Regions from separate parts of the Homo sapiens genome. Here region 1 is linked to region 2. Evidence: chromatin loops called from intact Hi-C (ENCODE). Cell type or tissue: endothelial cell of umbilical vein. All regions are shown on one strand. Each heading gives the region's core, and the rest is flanking DNA. Links, peaks and the distances in the headings are about the cores only.

Region 1 (2,917 bases), core at 180-2,679, 68 kb after region 2:
GTTTGTCCCACCCAAAGAGTTTTACGTTAAAATACATTATTTTATTTATTTAGAGAGAGGATCTCACTTTGTCACCAAGGCTGGAGTGCAGTGGCACAGTCATGGCTCACTGCAGCCTCAACTTCCTGGGCTCAAGTGATTCTCTTGCCTCAGCCTCTCAAATAGCTGGGACTACAGGCACAGAACCATGCCTCGCTAATCTTATTTCTTGTAGAGATGAGGTCTCATTATATTGCCCAGGCTGGTCTCAAACTCCTGGGCTCAAGTGATCCTCCCACCCTGGCCTTCCAAAATGTTGAGATCACAAGTGTGAGCCACTGCGCTGGCCTAAAATACAGTTTAATAGAGTTTTTCCTAACAAGCACCATTGGCCGCAACTGAAGTCAGCATTTTAACATTGTCACGTGACAGTCAGTTCTAGCTTTGATATAAAAGTCCTAAAGTGTACTCTTAGCATCACTTTCCAGAAAAAAAAAAAAAAACCCACTGCCGTGCTGCAAGGGACCATTGACAGAAATGGTGATTACAGTGCCTGTCCCTACAGGTCTGTCAGCAAGATAAAATAAGAAAATCTGAGAGAAGTTGCCTGGCATGGTGTCAGTACTCTTGGCATACCAGCAAAAATATGTAGCGAAACTCAGGGCCCATCCCAGCCTGCTTCTCCCAAAAACCTCTAAATGGAATAATCTTTAGTTCTGTGTCAAATTCCTATTTTTCTTCCTCCTTCTTTATACAGTATCTTAAGGGAAATACTACAAAATGTCGCAGAAGGTGCTGGATGGATATCTAAAGTTCAAAAAGGAAGAGAACCACACGAGCTGGAGATTCAGGAAGCATCAGTAGAAGTCAATGGCCATTAATAAAAACATTTTTTATTAAAATATTGAATCTGAATAGAAACCTCCTGTACTTCATTTCTTAAATCCCTTGAGGGTAGTAACTGCATCTTCTCCATTGATATAGCCCCTGCCAAGCACAGTGCCTGAAGGCAGGTCCACAGACATTGGCTGAATAAACGAGTGCTCTGTTCCCAGTCCGTACTTTCTCTGTGTCATAAAAAAGCTGACATGTCTGTGCTGCATTTGAGGATGACACTGGATTTCCACATTGCCTTTTCGCCTCAGAGCTTATATTACTTCCTATCAAGTTATCTCTCTGCCCCTCATCGCATCCCAGTGAGAAAGCAGAAAATCCTAGAAAGTCATTTTCCTTACTGTTCCGGTGGTGGCTCTTCACGCTTACAGAACGTTAGGTACACTGGGAACATCACCTAGAGGGACACTGACATCACCTCATCATAACATATGTCTCTGACAACTGTCAGGAGATATTCCAAGTAAATGAAAAGACACCGTGAATGCCACTTAGGGGTTCTACACAGGGAACTATTAGTGACAAAAGCCTATTTATTCTCTTTGAGATGGTATGCTGGTGACCTCTAGTGGCAAAATTGGTTCAAAATCAGCTTCTATTTCCCACAAAATTTACTTCTTTATTAATTCATACTTTAATTTTATCCTTTAGTAACATTCTCTACTTGTGGAATGTTCTTAATTATGCACAATGATTTGTGTCTGTTCATATCCAAGTAGCACAATTTTGGCATTTCACGAAATCACAGAACTGTTGAGCTGAAATAGTTCTCAAGGGACCTGTCAGTCTTATTTCATTATACCTGGAAAATGAGACCCAGAGGAGTCAAGTGGCTTGCCTGAAGCCTCACCACAAGGGGGCGACAAAAAGTCTTCTGACTCTAGCACACTGCCTGCCTGGTAGTAGAACCCAAGCGACTAAAGAAAAAATGGGATCTTGTTTAGAGTTCCATGCGGAGGAAGAGCATGTATGCTGTCCTATCCCTCACTATTGTATCCTGGGTGTGTGAGGAGCCTTTAATTCACAGGTCTTTAGAGAGAGTACAAAGCATCTGAAGGACCATCCCTGAGGAGCCTCACTCATATCTGCATGGGCATCTTTAGATCCCACGTCTCCAGCCTGAGTCTGATGTCATATTGAATGAGACTTCTGGGGCGTCTTGAGAGAGTAAATGTATTTTGCATTTGGAAGGATGTAAATTTAGAAGGATATAAATAATCTGTGTCCAGAGGACCAGCTGTGGTGATTTTTTAAATGGTCACAAATCCCTTGACATGCCCTCACAGACATCCTCTCCTACGTTCCTTCCCCTTGAAGCTGAACAGGCTTGGGACTGCTTCCACCCAGAGAGTGTAATGGAAGTGACGCTGTGTGACTTCTAAGAATCAATCATAAAAAGTACACACAACCTTCCTTGTTGGTCTTAGAACATTTACTCTAGGGAAAACTAGCCACCAAGAAGAAATACAATTCCCCCCAAACCACTATACTGAAGAGACCATATGTAGGTGCTCAAAATGACAGCTCCAGCTCAGCTCCCAGCCAGCAGCCAGCTTCCACCGTGGCTGTGTGAGTGAGCCACCTTGGATACACAGCCTGTCTAACTTCAGATGACCGCAGCCCCCACCCACATCTGACTGTAGCTGCAGGAGAGACCCCTAAGGGAGAACTGCTCAGCTAAGCCCTTCCTGAATCACTCAGCCACAAAATAGTGAGCAAAATGAAACGCTGTCGCTCTACAACACAAACTTGTGGGTAAATTGTTACACAGCCATAATATACAGAACAAATAGTTTCTTAAAGACATTTCTCTCATTCTGTAACAAACACTGAATGAAAATGCAAAATATGTTATATACATGTTAAATCCTGGTGGAATTGCACTTAATCTGTTCAACTTTCATAAATCAAAGAGTTCTTGGTCCAAATGAATAGGTATTCTAGGTGACAGAAATATAAGTTCTTCCTCTTTCTTGAAATGGTGATTCCATTTAATAGAATGGTGATTAAAATGGAATGGTGATTCTATTTTAAGAAGGCTAAG
Region 2 (2,917 bases), core at 218-2,717:
ATTATATTCAATCATCCTTTCAATAAGTGGCAAATAATTTTGGAGATATGTTAAGGCCTTAAATTTCAAGGTTAGAGATTAGATTTCATGCTGTGGGTAATGAAGGGTCATTGGAAACTATTGAATGAGCTGAGGATTAAACTACGAAGTGTAGGTGGGAGGCTCTGAAGGGGGGCAACTAGTTAGGTAACTCTGAACAACAGTTTCTAAAGTAGTGAGAATCTAAACTAGAGAAATGGCACAGGGACTGGAGGGGGTGAGGACCTCTTTTAGATGATTTTATGGAGTTAGAGTTTAATTTATGGAGGCAGTGAATGTAGCAGCCAAAGAGTAAAAAAATGTTCTCAAGGTTTTGAGTACTATGTGACCAAGAAGATACTACTAAATCTTGCAAAAATTCACTATTCTTACATTTTTAGTTTTCAGCTTCCTCACTGCAAACTTTGAATGGATCCTTTAAAAAATCCCTCTCTAGCAGTTCAAGTGTATTTGTTATGGGCCACAGAAGTATGTTGAATAATAGAAGTCAGAAGGACGGAAGAAAGAAATAAAGGGTATAATATTGTTACAAAGTATCTCAAACAAAATGTCTTTTTAACCAGTAAATTTTAACACTATCCAAACACTCTCCCAGAGATGACAAAGTCAAAAGTTTAGAAATGCTGGTCTTAATTAGTGAAGCAATGTGAAAAAACTCAGTGATCTTGACCCCTAGCCAATAATGATACGTTGTGCACGGAATGCCACCAAACCCTTAAGATTGAAACTCTTCAACAAGGGTCTTAGACTCACAAGTCAATTAAATGTTGTTAATTAATCTTCCAATAAAATTAAATTGTTATACCAAATTCAAAGTCAAGATTTACTATAAAATATTAAGTAGTAAAATTAATATTGATCCAATATATAAAAGGCAAAGCAGCTTGTGATTGCATAATCATAGCATAAACTACGTTTATGCTAAGATTTATTTCAATGTGTTTGAAACTACAGGCTCTGAGAGAGACAGGCCTGATTTACATCCCGTTTCCACTGTTTACATGTTGTGTAACTTCGAGCAAGTTGCCATCAGTTTCATCACCTGGGTTGCCACGAAGGTTAAACAATGAATGTAAGCCCCTTAGAGCACAATGAACACAATAAATGTTAGCAGCTCTTATTAATAGTGTTGTTCGAGAGAAAAAGAACATATTGTTTTATATACAATGTATTTATTAACACTTAACGCATCTGTATTTGTCATATACACACACCAGACAGGAAAGCTCCTTATTAATCACCATGACTGCAGATCTGTTAACATCTAGAACTCTGGAGAAAACCTAGAGCCCTAATCTTGCTGCACTTATTACTGGACGTTGTTCATAAATATGATTTACATAAAATTCAGGACCCAATCATTGCGCAACAGGAGGTAGCACGGTCTGCAGAGAGGGCGGGAGCTCAGAGGAGGAAAAGTCTTCGGACTTGCAGGGGGAATTCCTCCTGGGCTAACCCGGGAGCGGGGTCCAGGCCACAACCGGCCGGCGGCGGCACAGGCTCCATGTGCGGCTCCCCCTGGAGGCGGTTGAGCCCCTCGGAGCAGGAGCGCGTAGCACACACCTCGGGCCGCCACCGCCTCCCGCCCGCCACCGCACGCGCACGCGCGGTTAGTAGTCGCTGCTGCGCGGCCGCCGGCGGGACTGGTCTGAAGAGACGCGGGGACCAAGTGGCAACGACTTGGACATCTGAGCTGTCACTGCCGAAAACAGGCCGCAAGAGAGGTGCGTGAGCAGCAGGCCGCGTTCCCGCTGTCCCGCTGCCCTTTGCGCGCAGATTGGGGTGAGGAAGCGGAGTCGTTGCTGCTTCCCCCAGGCACCCCGTTACTTTGCCGCCAGAGGGCTGAACCGGTCGGGGCCAAGTGAGGGTGGATGTTGAGTCTGGCGATGGGGCTGCAGCGAGCTAGGGTCTTGACTGGGCTCTGGCGGCCCCGTGGGTGGACGCAGGAGGTGGTGCCACCTGGGACCCTTTGTGTCTTCAGCACCGCCGCATCCACCTGCTGCGCCCGGGCTGGGGCGGACGAGCACGGGGACAGCTAGGTGCCTAGCCCGGCCGGCCTCCCCTGCGGGCTTGAGGAGCCACCGGGAGCCGAGGCCGTTATTCCAGCGGTTGCCATTGCAGCCCCGTTCCACGCTTGAGCCCGGGGCGCTCTCCCAATGGTTGTAGAGGGGGCCCGGGGCGCGTCTGGGCGCTGCTCACTCTGCTGACTGCTCCTTACAGAAACCCAAACGAGATCAAAATAGGCTCGGCTGTCTCAGTCTCCACCTATGTGGAAGCGAAGGGACCCCACTTCACGGCGGTGGGGCCAGGGACTGTTGGCCGCTCCCTCGATACCCGCGCAGAGCCCATTGTGCGCCGCCGGGGGGCGGGCGAAAGGGCTGGGTTGAATCCAGAGAGGCCCTAATTACTAGACTCATTATCGCCCCAGGCCTGTTTACCATCAATCAGACACTTTCGCTGATTTTATTTATAGCATCTGCCCAAGCAACAAAGAGGAGGTGTTTGCTTGGGAGTTAAAAGCAAATGGCAACCAAAGCTCAGGACTGGGAGAGAAAAGGTAAATAACGTGGCCACAGGAAGAAGTCTCAAATTAGAAAAGAGTTCATTAACGTATAAACTTTTTGTTGCTTAAAAGCAGGCAAAATCCCGATCTCATCTGATGATTTTGCTTGTTTTACAAATGTCGACATCACTCGAGGTAGCCCTCCTTTGGGTCATTGTAAGTTTGACCTGTTTTCAGTTTGGAGTTTTGCCTTCACGTCTTATTGGTTTGATCTTCCAGTAACATTTAGATCTCATCTCCAAATCCTCAGAACAAGATATTCTGTACTCTCTGTCTTAGCTAGTTGATAAGGTTAATTATTGTGTGTAAATGATG

The links. Hi-C counts contacts between places; a loop is a spot of excess contacts. Peaks named below come from ENCODE experiments on the same cell type or tissue, not always from the same donor. Only the 100,000 strongest peaks of a DNase experiment are listed, where the experiment ranks them.
Region 1: it touches region 2 in a loop (13-fold over the local background); 12 of 110 quality-filtered maps call a loop at or near these places.

The regions. Positions count from the first base shown.
Region 1 is chr4:140,358,794-140,361,710 of GRCh38, reverse strand. All of the region lies in intron 2 of SCOC-AS1 (SCOC antisense RNA 1), which reads left to right. It also overlaps a transcript of SCOC not described here. Among named protein-coding and RNA genes, the nearest start is that of SCOC-AS1, 13 kb to the left of the region's middle. In endothelial cell of umbilical vein, for the core only: a CTCF peak has its summit at 1,711 (motif pointing right); a DNase peak (open chromatin) is centred at 1,630.
Region 2 is chr4:140,426,383-140,429,299 of GRCh38, reverse strand. CLGN (calmegin) reads left to right here and starts at 1,652. Exons shown (of 15, transcript NM_004362.3): 1 at 1,652-1,763. RefSeq lists an enhancer at 2,446-2,495. In endothelial cell of umbilical vein, for the core only: a CTCF peak has its summit at 1,586 (motif pointing left); a DNase peak (open chromatin) is centred at 1,739; H3K4me3 peaks cover 1,114 bases; H3K27me3 peaks cover 203 bases.